Linked DNA regions of Homo sapiens: region 1 is linked to region 2. Evidence: chromatin contacts called from ENCODE POLR2A ChIA-PET data. All regions are on one chromosome and are shown on one strand. Each heading gives the region's core, a stretch centred on a gene start or an enhancer-like site at or near the end of the contact. The rest is flanking DNA. Distances are from core to core; before and after follow the strand shown.

Region 1 (5,388 bases), core at 2,545-5,044, 85 kb after region 2:
GCCCATCTGAGACCACTCTAGACCAGCAGCTCTATAGCTGACAAGCAGCTGACCACAAACATAAGGGATCCAAGGAGAAAACAGAAGAACCACCCAGTTGAGCCCAAACAAAAATTGCTAACCCACAGAATTGCAAATTAAATAAGTGGTTGTTGGCCAGGCCCAGTGGCTCATGCTTATAATCCCAGCACTTTGGGAGGCTGAGGCAGGCAGATCATTTGAGTTCAGGAGTTCTAGACAAGGCTGGACAACATGGCGAAACCCCATCTCTACTGAAAAAAAAATACAAAAATTAGCCAGGCATGGCTGCATGCACCTGTAGTCCCAGCTACTCGGGAGGCTGAAGCATGAGAATTGCTTGAATCCAGGAGGCAGAGGTTACAGTGAGCCAAGATTGCACAACTGCAGTCCAGCCTGGGCAACACAGCAAGACTCTGTCTCTAAATAAATTAAGTAAGAAAATAAATAGGTGGTTGTTGTTTTAAGCCACTAAGTTTTGGGTAGCTTGTTACATGGCAAAAGCTAACTGATAAAACAGATTATTTGAGAAGCATGACCCACATTACCTTTGGGAAGTCACATTTTCTGGATTTCAAGGTCCTCATCCCATAAAGTCAGGAGGTGGTTGGAGGACCTGTGCATTCCCTGCAGCGCTACAATTTTTAAGACAATAATTATAATCACTTACACTTGTTTGTGACCAAACTTCACAAGGTTCTTTGTGGGTTGGTCCCCTTGGAACCAATCACACTGTTTCCTGATATCTGGGGACAAGTAAAAAGCATTTTCACCTAAAGAAAAAAAACAAAGAAAACAATTGAACCGCATGCTAATAACATGAAAATTAAAATTAATCTGTCAACAAGTTAAATGAATCACATAACATTTATTTAGCCCATAATTATTGTTGAATTAACTATATCAGACAAACTATGTCCAGTGATTTTAAACATAAAGTATGATGGCATTGGATCCATAAAACATGGTAAGCCAATATGTTCTATTTGGCAATATTTGGGTGATTAAGTTAAAGATATATTTATCCAACATGAGAGAGAAGACAGGGATAGAAGAAAAATCAAGTGGAGAGTTCAACAAGTTCTAGACTCTTGGACATCAGATTATAATGCAACTGCTTTTCAGATTTTCTCAATGCTTTGTTGAACAAAGCTTTTGTTTTTAATCTTTGGAAGACAGGAACAGTGACCTGTGGGTGAACCTGGGGGATTACCTTTGCTTCACATTTTTCTTTGAATCTTTTGGGGGCCAGACCTTCACAAATGTGAATACTGTTTTCATAGACCTCAACATTGCCTTAAATAATAAACATTTAGCATATACATGTTTATTTATACTTTATAAATCCCCCTCATCTGTTCCAAGCCTTGCCTGTACTGACCCTGGGCTGCACACTGTACACAGGCTCTGGAAACTATAATAGGCTGCACCTCCTCAAAGAGCAGTCTAGGGGACCACAGACCCACAAATAAATGATCAACAGGCCAGGTAATAGATGCCCTAAATAGGGTGTCCGGATTAACCATGAGCAGGCCTTGGGAGCAGCAGCTTCCACGGCGAGCAGAAGCCATTGGAATTGAACTTTGAAGATGAATATGGGTTTGCTGCTGAAGTGCGGTGGAGAGCATTCCAGGGAGGGGGAGCCCCATGAGCAAAGACCCAGTGGTATCCAAGCACGGGGCTGGTGGCTAAGCCCCGATCAAAGCAACTCTTTCTAGAAGCTTTCCCCGGTGCCCCTAACAGAAATCACTTCTCTCGCGACATGCCAGCCTATTATGTCATGCGTAATAAATGTGCATTTGATCCATTTGCCCACCCATTTGTAAACTGTTAAGGACACCAAGAGTGCCTTATGACTAGGTGGCGCTTGGTCAAATGTGGTGGAATAAAGGAATCAATGAGAACAAGGATACTGTCTGCATGTTCCCTGCTTACTCTGGCTCCTAAAAGCATTTGTGGCATATGGCAGGTGTCAATATATGTCTGTTCAATGAATGAAACAGTTCCTGTCAACACATCGGTTGTCTTTTCCATGACTGTTCCTACACTTCTCCTGGCCCGAGCATAAAGCCAGGCCAGGGCACATGCTGTGCCACGCAGGACTTACTGCTGACGAAGGATGGCAACAGCCTCCCGAAGCGCATCAAAGGCTCCTCGTTGAGCTCGGTGGACTTGTCCACTAATTTGAAGAAGACGTCGTTTGGCTCACTGGCGAAGGTGTATACCTCCTTGATGTTCACCTTCCTGCCAATGCCCAGGACCACGAAGAAGTAGCCCTTGCATTTGGCCTGCAGGATGACTCTCTGGGCCTCCTCCAGCTGCTGCTCCGGCACCTCGCCCGTCAGCATCAGGACCACAATTTTCAGGTCCCGTGGGTTTGGGGCACTTTCAAAGACATTCTCTATGGTGTATTCAATGGCACTGCCTAAGGCCCTGGTTCCCTGCAACTGTGTCATTCCCCTGCTGAGGAAGTCCACCAGCTTCTCCTTGGAGCCATAGTCAGTCAGGGAGAATTCCACCTTCACAGGTGGCATGCTGGCATTGTCCACGGACTCAGAGGGCGCGTGCTGCACAACTGCCACTCTGGCGAAGTGCTGGGAGGCCTTGGGATCTGGGCTCATGTCCAGTTGTCTGACCAGGTACGCTATGTACTTCTTCATCTCATTGAACTGGAACAGGGTGGTGGTCTCAGCGCTGTCTAAGATGAAAGCCATGTCGATGTCCACATCGCTCCCTGCCGCTCTCCTGTCCCTGAAGGAAGGCCTCCAACTGCCAAATCCACAGGATGGGTCGATGTTGCAGATGTCTAGAAAGAAGCATGGCAGCCTATTTGTTCTGTGACACCCACAGCAGGATACACAGCTCATCAATCTGCTGGGAGACTTGGGCGATTAAAATGATCACATAAGATCAAAAGCGGGCCGGAAGCGGTGGCTCACGCCTGTAATCCCAGCACTTTGGGAGGCCGAGGCAGGTGGATCACGAGGTCAAGAGATCGAGATCATCCTGGCCAACATGGTGAAACCCTGTCTCTACTAAAAATACAAAAATTAGCTGGGCCTGATGGCGCATGCCTGTAATCTAGGCTACTCTGGAGGCTGAGGCAGGAGAATCGCTTGAACCCAGGAAGCAGAGGTTGCAGTGAGCCAAGATTGTGCCACTGCACTCCAGCCTGGGCAACAAGAGCAAGACTCTGTCTAAAAAAAAAAAAAAAAAAAAAAAAAAAACATCACAACCAAAACCAATTTATATCTTGCCTTGATTTGATTATGGCCAGATTTCAGTTTCTATCACCTAATACTTAGTAGATGAAACAAATCACTAACCTAAAATCTTTGTAGCATACCATGTGCTGGCATTTTTAAAAGAAATGAAAAATTATATTACTTCTCTGCCACTCTTTGAAGAAATATGTTCTAGAAAGTCACTAGTGCCAATGTTTTCATTCTAGATTCTAATGTCAAAACTTAAGCAGAAACTGCCTCCTCCTTTGTTACCTATAAAATGAATTATCCGCCATCAAAGAGAAGCTCTGTTTTGGGAGGTCCATTTTTAATATAGAAACTGCTGCAGTAGTATTTACTCTGGTAAATACGAGGCTTTGTGAATCAATTGAACTCAAGCTCTTTTTACAGATCATCATTATTCTCTCACTCTCCCATGGATATTATGTTTTGCAATTGCAGCTGAGCAGATCTTCCTGTTAGAGAAACAGCTTACCCAAGCAAACATGACACGTGAGGACATTCTCCAGGAAGTCTGTGAGGTCTCTCCCTGCAGGCAGGACAAGCGCATGCCCCACTGCTGTGTTATTGATCTGGTTTAAACAAAAGAACAATTTTGGTAGGGGCGTACATGATCAGTAATATCTGAAAATATGGCAGAGGAGTAAATCAAAGCTACATCAATAAAATAGATTAACTTCCCAATAGGGCAGTATTGGGAATATCTTCTCATTTGGGGGTGGGGTTAGGCTCTGAGTATAATAGAAAGACATAGGTTTTATTCTACTAGGGTGAGCTGGAGTTCATATCCCGTTCAAATGGGTTTCAGTTTTTTTCAGCTGTAAAATGGGGGGTAATACCTTCCTAATGGTGTCATTTGGAGGGTTAAATTAGATAATAAATGTTAGTAACTGGTGTATCCTCTGGCAAATAGTAGGAACTTAATCTTATCGTTATTTTTAGCAACAATATGGGAGCTCCATCCCTTCCCCACCCTCTCAGGTGTGGTTAAAGCAAGTAACAAAATCACTCCCAGTGGGTGCAAAGAGTCCTGTCTATCGCCGTACCTGGCACACGATTAGTAATTATTCATTTAACAAATAGCTAGTTTGAATGAATGAATGAGCAAATAATTAATGAATGAACAATTTTTTGATCTCGTTGAAACCATGCTAAGAAACTCACGTGGTTCTGGGTCCCTCAGCCCACACAAGGACAGACTTATGTGAATGAATCCCCCCATCAAGAGCACATGGCCGGTAGCCCAACTTCAACACTGAATTCCCAAGCCCAGCGCTCTATGCACAAATCATCCTGTGTTCGGCAGAACAAGCCCTGAGGAATGGCAGTGATGACCCAATGTCTTTCGCCGACACAGGCTGTGGTAAAAGCATAGAATATCCAATGTGGAAGGAAAGACATTAGCAATCATCCTGCCCCAGTCTCAATTTACAGGTGAAAAATCTGAGACGCAGGGACGCTAAGTGGCGTGCACATTACTTTAAATGGGTGGGGGGAGTGTGGAACCAGGCCAAGGCCTCCTGACTCCCGGGTGGACTCCTTCCTACCCATCACCCATCTGTCTTGAACAGTATCGCCAGAACTGCACTGAATAAATATTAATTGATGTAAGAATTAAACTAGTTGTCTGGGTGCGGTGGCTTACGCCTGTAACCCCAGCACTTTGGGAGGCCGAGGCAGGCAGATCACGTGGTCAGGAGTTCGAGACCAGTCTGACCAATATGGTGAAACCCCCGTCTCTACTAAAAAAAAAAAAAAGAAAGAAAAATACAAAAATTAGCCAGGCATGGTGGCGAGTGCCTGTAATCCCAGCTACTCAGGAGGCTGAAGCAGGAGAATCACTTAAAACTGGAAGGTGGAGGTTGCAGTGAGCCGAGATCACGCCATTGCACTCCAGCCTGGGTGACAGAGCAAGACTCTGTCTCAAAAAAAAAAAAAAAAAAAAAAAAAAAAAAAAAAAAAAAAAAAAAAAAAAAAAAAAAAAAAACACACAATTAAACCAGTTATTTAATAGAATTACAAGCGACACTTGGCCTCTCCGTGGGCTGACCCTTGGGGCCTCACTGAAGAAAGCTTTGCACAGTGGTGTGGTGTAGATTGGGGGTGCTGAGTCGGCATAGTTTTG
Region 2 (5,462 bases), core at 2,544-5,043:
AAAATGTGATTCTGGCAACAAGGAAAAGTCATGCATTATTTGATCAAAGGGTGGAGCTGTACATGACTTACTGGTTTTAAAAGGGAAAAATACACACACATAAACATAAGTAAAAGTTGCTAAGGCATTGAATTTCTATTTTTAAATATCATATGGAGTCAAGTATGAATTCCATCACCATCGTATTAAAGGAATTGTATCTCTTGCAGACTATGCATATCATGCAAGTTTGAATTTAATGAGTGTGTAATTGTAGCCGTCTGAGAAGGTGAGACAATGTGAATGAATCAGCAGGGCACGGGTAGTTTGGTCGTGAAATACAAGTACAGCCTTGGCAGGGCTGTGTCACATTTTTCCAGGCAGATGGTCTGTTCTCTTCTGGCTTTGCTTGGTATGACTGGTTCTGTCCTTGCTGCTCATAAACCTACATGCCCCTCTGCCCCCTGCCCCAAGACAGAGCCTGCTTTGTGTTCTACGCACCTGGTGAACACTCCATCCCAGCTCTGATCAGTCATCTCTCTCCATCTTCCCCAGTAGACTGAGCTCCATGGGGCATGGCTCAGTGCCTGGCAACATGTGCTTTTTGAATGAATGAAATGAATAAATGAGTGGAAAAAAGGGAAAGAAAAATGAATGAATTAGTTCTAGATCACCTTTTTGCAAGACTCCCTTGATATGCATCCCAAATTCTTCTTTCCACTTATGCCATTCAGGCTTTGGAATCCTGAAATTCTCCCCATAGTAACAGGCTTGGGGGTGAGGAGCACAGAGGCTGAAGGGTGCATTCTGGAATCACCCACCGGAGGTTTGACTCCCTGCTCCATCCCTTCTTGCCAGCTGGGTAATCTTGACTGAGTACCTAGACCTTCTTATACTCAGTTTTCCCATATGTCAAACTGGGATATTGATAAGACTTACCTCATGAGGCCATGGTTCCCAAGCTGTGTGCCAAGGCACCCCAAGATGCCACAACAAACTCACAAGGGCACCAATGCACATTTTAAATCTCCAGGAGGAAACATGGAGATGTCTATCAGATACTGCATGAAGCTTTGACATAATCATGATGTCTATTGCAATACTGCAACTCTTGGGTTGGTTGGACCTAACTACTGAAAACTGGTATTTCTTTTGACCTGGGGCCACAGGGAAAATTTCCTGAGATCCTAAGGGCACTGTAACCAGAGAAAAGTTGGGTCTCCAAGTCATAGGGTTGTCATGAGAATTTAGTGGGGAAGTACAGAACAAGCTTGCTACTTGTTAAGTGATCCACAGATGTTAGCTATAATCATTATTTCCCTGTCCTCTGGATAAGTTTCATCATGGAATTCTGTTTATCTAAATCACCATTTAAATTACCAGCAAACCAAAAATTAAGCAACACAATTCTGAATAATAGCTCAAATTCCTTTATTTTTCCCCAAATTACAAATTGACTGGGATGATTAAATAGTTCAAGAAAAAAAAAATCTACGTGGGACTAGGCAGAATTCCTTAGGGGTGTTCCTTCTAGGAAATGAAACCCACAGACATCACCGAAGTTCTCACTGGGCACAAACCACTAGAAGAGAGTAAACAATCCTTGAGCCTACTACACTGGAAACTCACACCAAAAATAGCCTCCCTTGAATGAAAGGTAATCTTTGGGAATATACTGTCTTAAATAGTCATTTCAACAGCTCATTGATTGTTACAATCAAATGTCAAGTACTAGTACTCTGCTTCTCAAGAACTAAATGTACTGGAAACAATTTATTCTGTTATCCTAATTTAGTTTTTTTTTAATGGATAGATATCTTGTTTATTTGTTTCCAAGGTATCCACCATTACACTTATTATTTTTTTAAAGCAAGTCAGCCATGACTTGGTTCAGGATGAATAATGTATAAATGTTATGTGTTTAAGCAGAGGTTGCCATGTCATTTTTACAAAAAGATTCCCAGGAATCACTAAGGCCAGAAAATAGCTCTTAGTTCTAAGGTCCAAACACCAAGCAAGATGTGTAGGCTTTTTTCTCCCAAAGAAATTTCAAACCAATTGCATTCTTGAGTCCATTTTTTTAATGGAAAGATTAGCCCATATATGAAGTTATCATAAAGTGCTGAATGTTGTCAAAGCCCCTGACAATCCCAGATGGAGTGGGGGAAGCTGGCCACTCACATTTGCGGTGTGCTGGTGAGTCACTTTGGTATTTGTCTGTTGTGTCTCTTTTGTTAACAATGCAGGGATGTCTTTTCCTCCCACATCCAAAACTATTCATTAGACCAGGAGCACCAGAAAGTATAAGAATAAAATTCTTAGATTTAGTTTAAATCTAAATTGGCCTTAAATGTCGGTTTATGTTTCTAAATGTCCAAACAAAAAACCCAGCAGGTTCTTGTATGATAAAATATAATACTGAGTAGACTGCACACAAAGGAGTTCAGAATGTTTTTCCATCTGAAAAAACCTCTCTACCCATCCTTGTGAATTTTAAGAGGTAAGCATGTAACCCACTAGGAAAGACGCCCATACAGTCACAAATGGATAGTGAGGGTTCCAGCATTCTGTGATCCTCAATTTTAGTTCTAGAGCCAGTTTGTAGCCTCTGAAAAACCTTTAGAAATCATGCCCATCGTTCATGGATCTTGAATATCTTCATTTTGTAGCTTGTGTCACTAGGATGTGAGAATTTTGTGGGTGAGTTTTCCATCCTCCTTGTGCACTGCTCTGTCCCTCTTGTCTTAAGTGAGTGTTCCGTACACAGTAGTTAAGTCTATCAATCAACGTTCAAGTGTTATTGTTAGTTATAAACAGCTTTTTAAGGTCATTCATTCAGTCCCATGTGCACTGTCTTCATTAATCTTCATAAGACGAGAAAGGGAGTATGATCACCATTTTACAAAGACAAGGCTAAGATTGGAGAAGGCAAGTGATGGCCCCTGGTCACTCAGCTAACAAGCCCAAAGCCTAGGCATGGAGCCTCCATGTGACAGGTGCTTTGCTGACATGAACCAAACCATTCCCACTGGACCACACGTCTCCAAGCACCTTTGGTTTTCCCCATTTGTTTGGATCTAGAGCTTGCAAGAAGCTGTGACCAGAGGCAGAGTAAGTGGGAGTAAGACTAAGGTGAGGGATTGGAGAGGCAGCCTTGCCCCGCGTGACCAGGAATCAGGACACAACTCCACCAACAACCTTGTGTAACCTGTTTCTTTTTTGGAAAATGGCAGGATCAGGCCAGATTGTGAGGGGTTCCCCAGGGGTTTGGTCTTGCCATCTCCTTACAAGGCTGGTGCCCTTCCAAGATGTCCACTTAGAGGCTGAGGAATGAGGCACAGGAGGGTCTTCTGGCAAACACTCTGAATGCCCAGTGGACACGTGGGGATGGCAGTGACCCACTTCCACCGTCTCCCTCCCAGCCCAGGCTAGATTCACTTCTGAGCAGCCAACTGCCCTCCTTTCCCAGACCGGCTGGTACCTCCTGCCAGCTTCACCTCCCAAGCCTTGATCACAAAACCCTCCATTTTTTTCAGCCTGTTTTGTGGGACTTGCATTCTGTGGATCACCCTTTGAAAAACGTGGTTATCGTTATTCTAACGGCCAGATAGAAGGCAGTGTTTTTATACACTGAGTAGCTATGCATACACTAGGCAGGGGAAATCCACAGCTTGCTGCTACCACAGCCCCTCTAGAGTGGGTTCTTCAAGAGAAATGTAGGAGGAAGCTTCAGGCAGTACCATTCTTTAGCTGGAAGGAACTCCAGCCCTTCACTGTTGTGGAAGCTGGGCCCAGAGCAGGGAGGCAGCGTCCCAAGATCACACGGTGAGTTAGTCACCAGTGAAAATAATATTTTCCTCCTTGCACACCACACCCTCTTTTTTTCCAGGCAAATTCCAGGCTCCTTTGGAAGAATGACAATGCTACAGAAAAGCACATGGATTTGCAGCTTCGTGGACATCACCTGTGAGGGTGACAGCTCTTTACTCTCAGTGAGTTCCCCAGGTACACAAGCTCCTGAACAGACACAGGATGCACACATCTAAGTGCTTTCTGGCCCCAGATCCACATGCGCAGATGTAGAAGGGGCTTTCAGCTGATCACGAGGGTGTGGAAAGGTCTCAAGGGTGATTCAGGCACATAAATTCAAAATCTGTTTCTTCAACAAGAAATGCAGCTACCTTAAAAAAATTTTTTTAAGTAATCCAGATAATATTTTATTCAACAGATGGAGGAAAGTGAAGCCAGGCTTACTGAGGAAAAAAAACAACCCTCAGAAATCAAAATCAGACAGCTATACCCGGTCTGGCTGCCCCAGAGCGGGAAGACCTGAACCTTGGCAGGGCTGGCTGCTGTGCTGACCAGTCTGATATCAAGAAGAGAAGTGATTTTCCGATCCTGCATCCGGTACAGCTGTGCGGACTCTGCTCTTCCTGCCATTCCACCAAGAAATTAAAAAGCAATTTTCTTTTGAAGTTCTGGGGTTTTTTTGTTTTTTGTTTTTTTCATTTAAGATTACACTTTGAGGTCAGAAAATGAGACATAAGGAATTCACAAACACACACGCATTCGATTCAGAAACATTCCACCCTCCACATCCCCATTTTAAACTGTCCTGAGGCCCAGATGGTTTACAGCTTGAGCCGGCTTAGGCTGGCAAGCATTTCAGGGATCTGGTTGACTACGTTTTCCTGAAACAGAGGTATTTTATGCATTAAGCTGATCAACACCGGGGAGAATGGGGCACCCTAACTGCCTTTAAGTAATATCTTATGAAGCTCTTTTAGGATTAGCAGCAGAACAAAATACACCCAGGAATCAAGGGTATAAAGCAATGAAGATTGTGTTTCACCTTGCAATATTGTGAGTAGTGTTGTTTATTCAAGGCAGTGTTAATTTTTATAATTTTTAAGCTTGTATGTATGTTTTTCTCCTCAGATGATTATGGTCTGTATCAGTTGCAGTTCAAGCAGGAAGTAGAAACCACACAGTAACTTAAACGGGGAAAGTTGAGTATAAAGAATTAATAAGTAAAATGTAGAACTGGAGTAACAAGGGATTGGCTAGTGAGAAGTGAACTCTAAAGAATACAAAGCAGCAGATAGAGGGAGCCGCCACTCTCCGTCCCTGGAGCTGAGATGGATGCTCGTGGAAGGGCCCTCGCTTCCAGGGCTGAAAAGATTCAGACATGCCGAGAGGGCACAGCCATAGCTCAGTGGGTGGCAGGGAATTTTTGCAAGTGCTGTGGTGTTGCAACAGCAGAACTTGCTAGAAATGGGCCTCTTTTCTTCAAATCGAAGGAAAGACATTTCCCCAAACTGAAGAGGACAAAAATGAAGAAATTCTTAGCCTTTCCCTCAAATCAGGAGCCCCATAGTTCTCAAGGTCATTATATTGGTGATGGGCTATATTAATCACTTCTCAAATTCAATCGTAGTCTAACTCATGTTTTCTGCATATATTATAAAATGAATTTCTAACAA

The links. ChIA-PET counts read pairs that join two places held with the same protein, here RNA polymerase II (POLR2A).
Region 1: POLR2A ChIA-PET joins it to region 2 with 14 read pairs in AG04450. The contact joins two enhancer-like sites. POLR2A ChIA-PET finds 5 or more read pairs at or near these places in 2 of 52 experiments (AG04450 and Panc1).

The regions. Positions count from the first base shown.
Region 1 is chr2:237,338,327-237,343,714 of GRCh38, forward strand. COL6A3 (collagen type VI alpha 3 chain) reads right to left here. Exons shown (of 44, transcript NM_004369.4): 37 at 3,739-3,835; 38 at 2,126-2,824; 39 at 689-791. Among named protein-coding and RNA genes, the nearest start is that of COL6A3, 73 kb to the right of the region's middle. Within about 2 kb of position 3,795, at least 2 of the 41 ENCODE cell types and tissues checked have a DNase peak (open chromatin) inside an H3K27ac peak, as active enhancers do.
Region 2 is chr2:237,253,223-237,258,684 of GRCh38, forward strand. LOC105373953 (a long non-coding RNA gene) reads left to right here. Exons shown (of 6, transcript XR_924035.3): 5 at 3,869-3,984; 6 at 4,208-4,454. Among named protein-coding and RNA genes, the nearest start is that of COL6A3, 160 kb to the right of the region's middle. Within about 2 kb of position 3,794, at least 14 of the 41 ENCODE cell types and tissues checked have a DNase peak (open chromatin) inside an H3K27ac peak, as active enhancers do.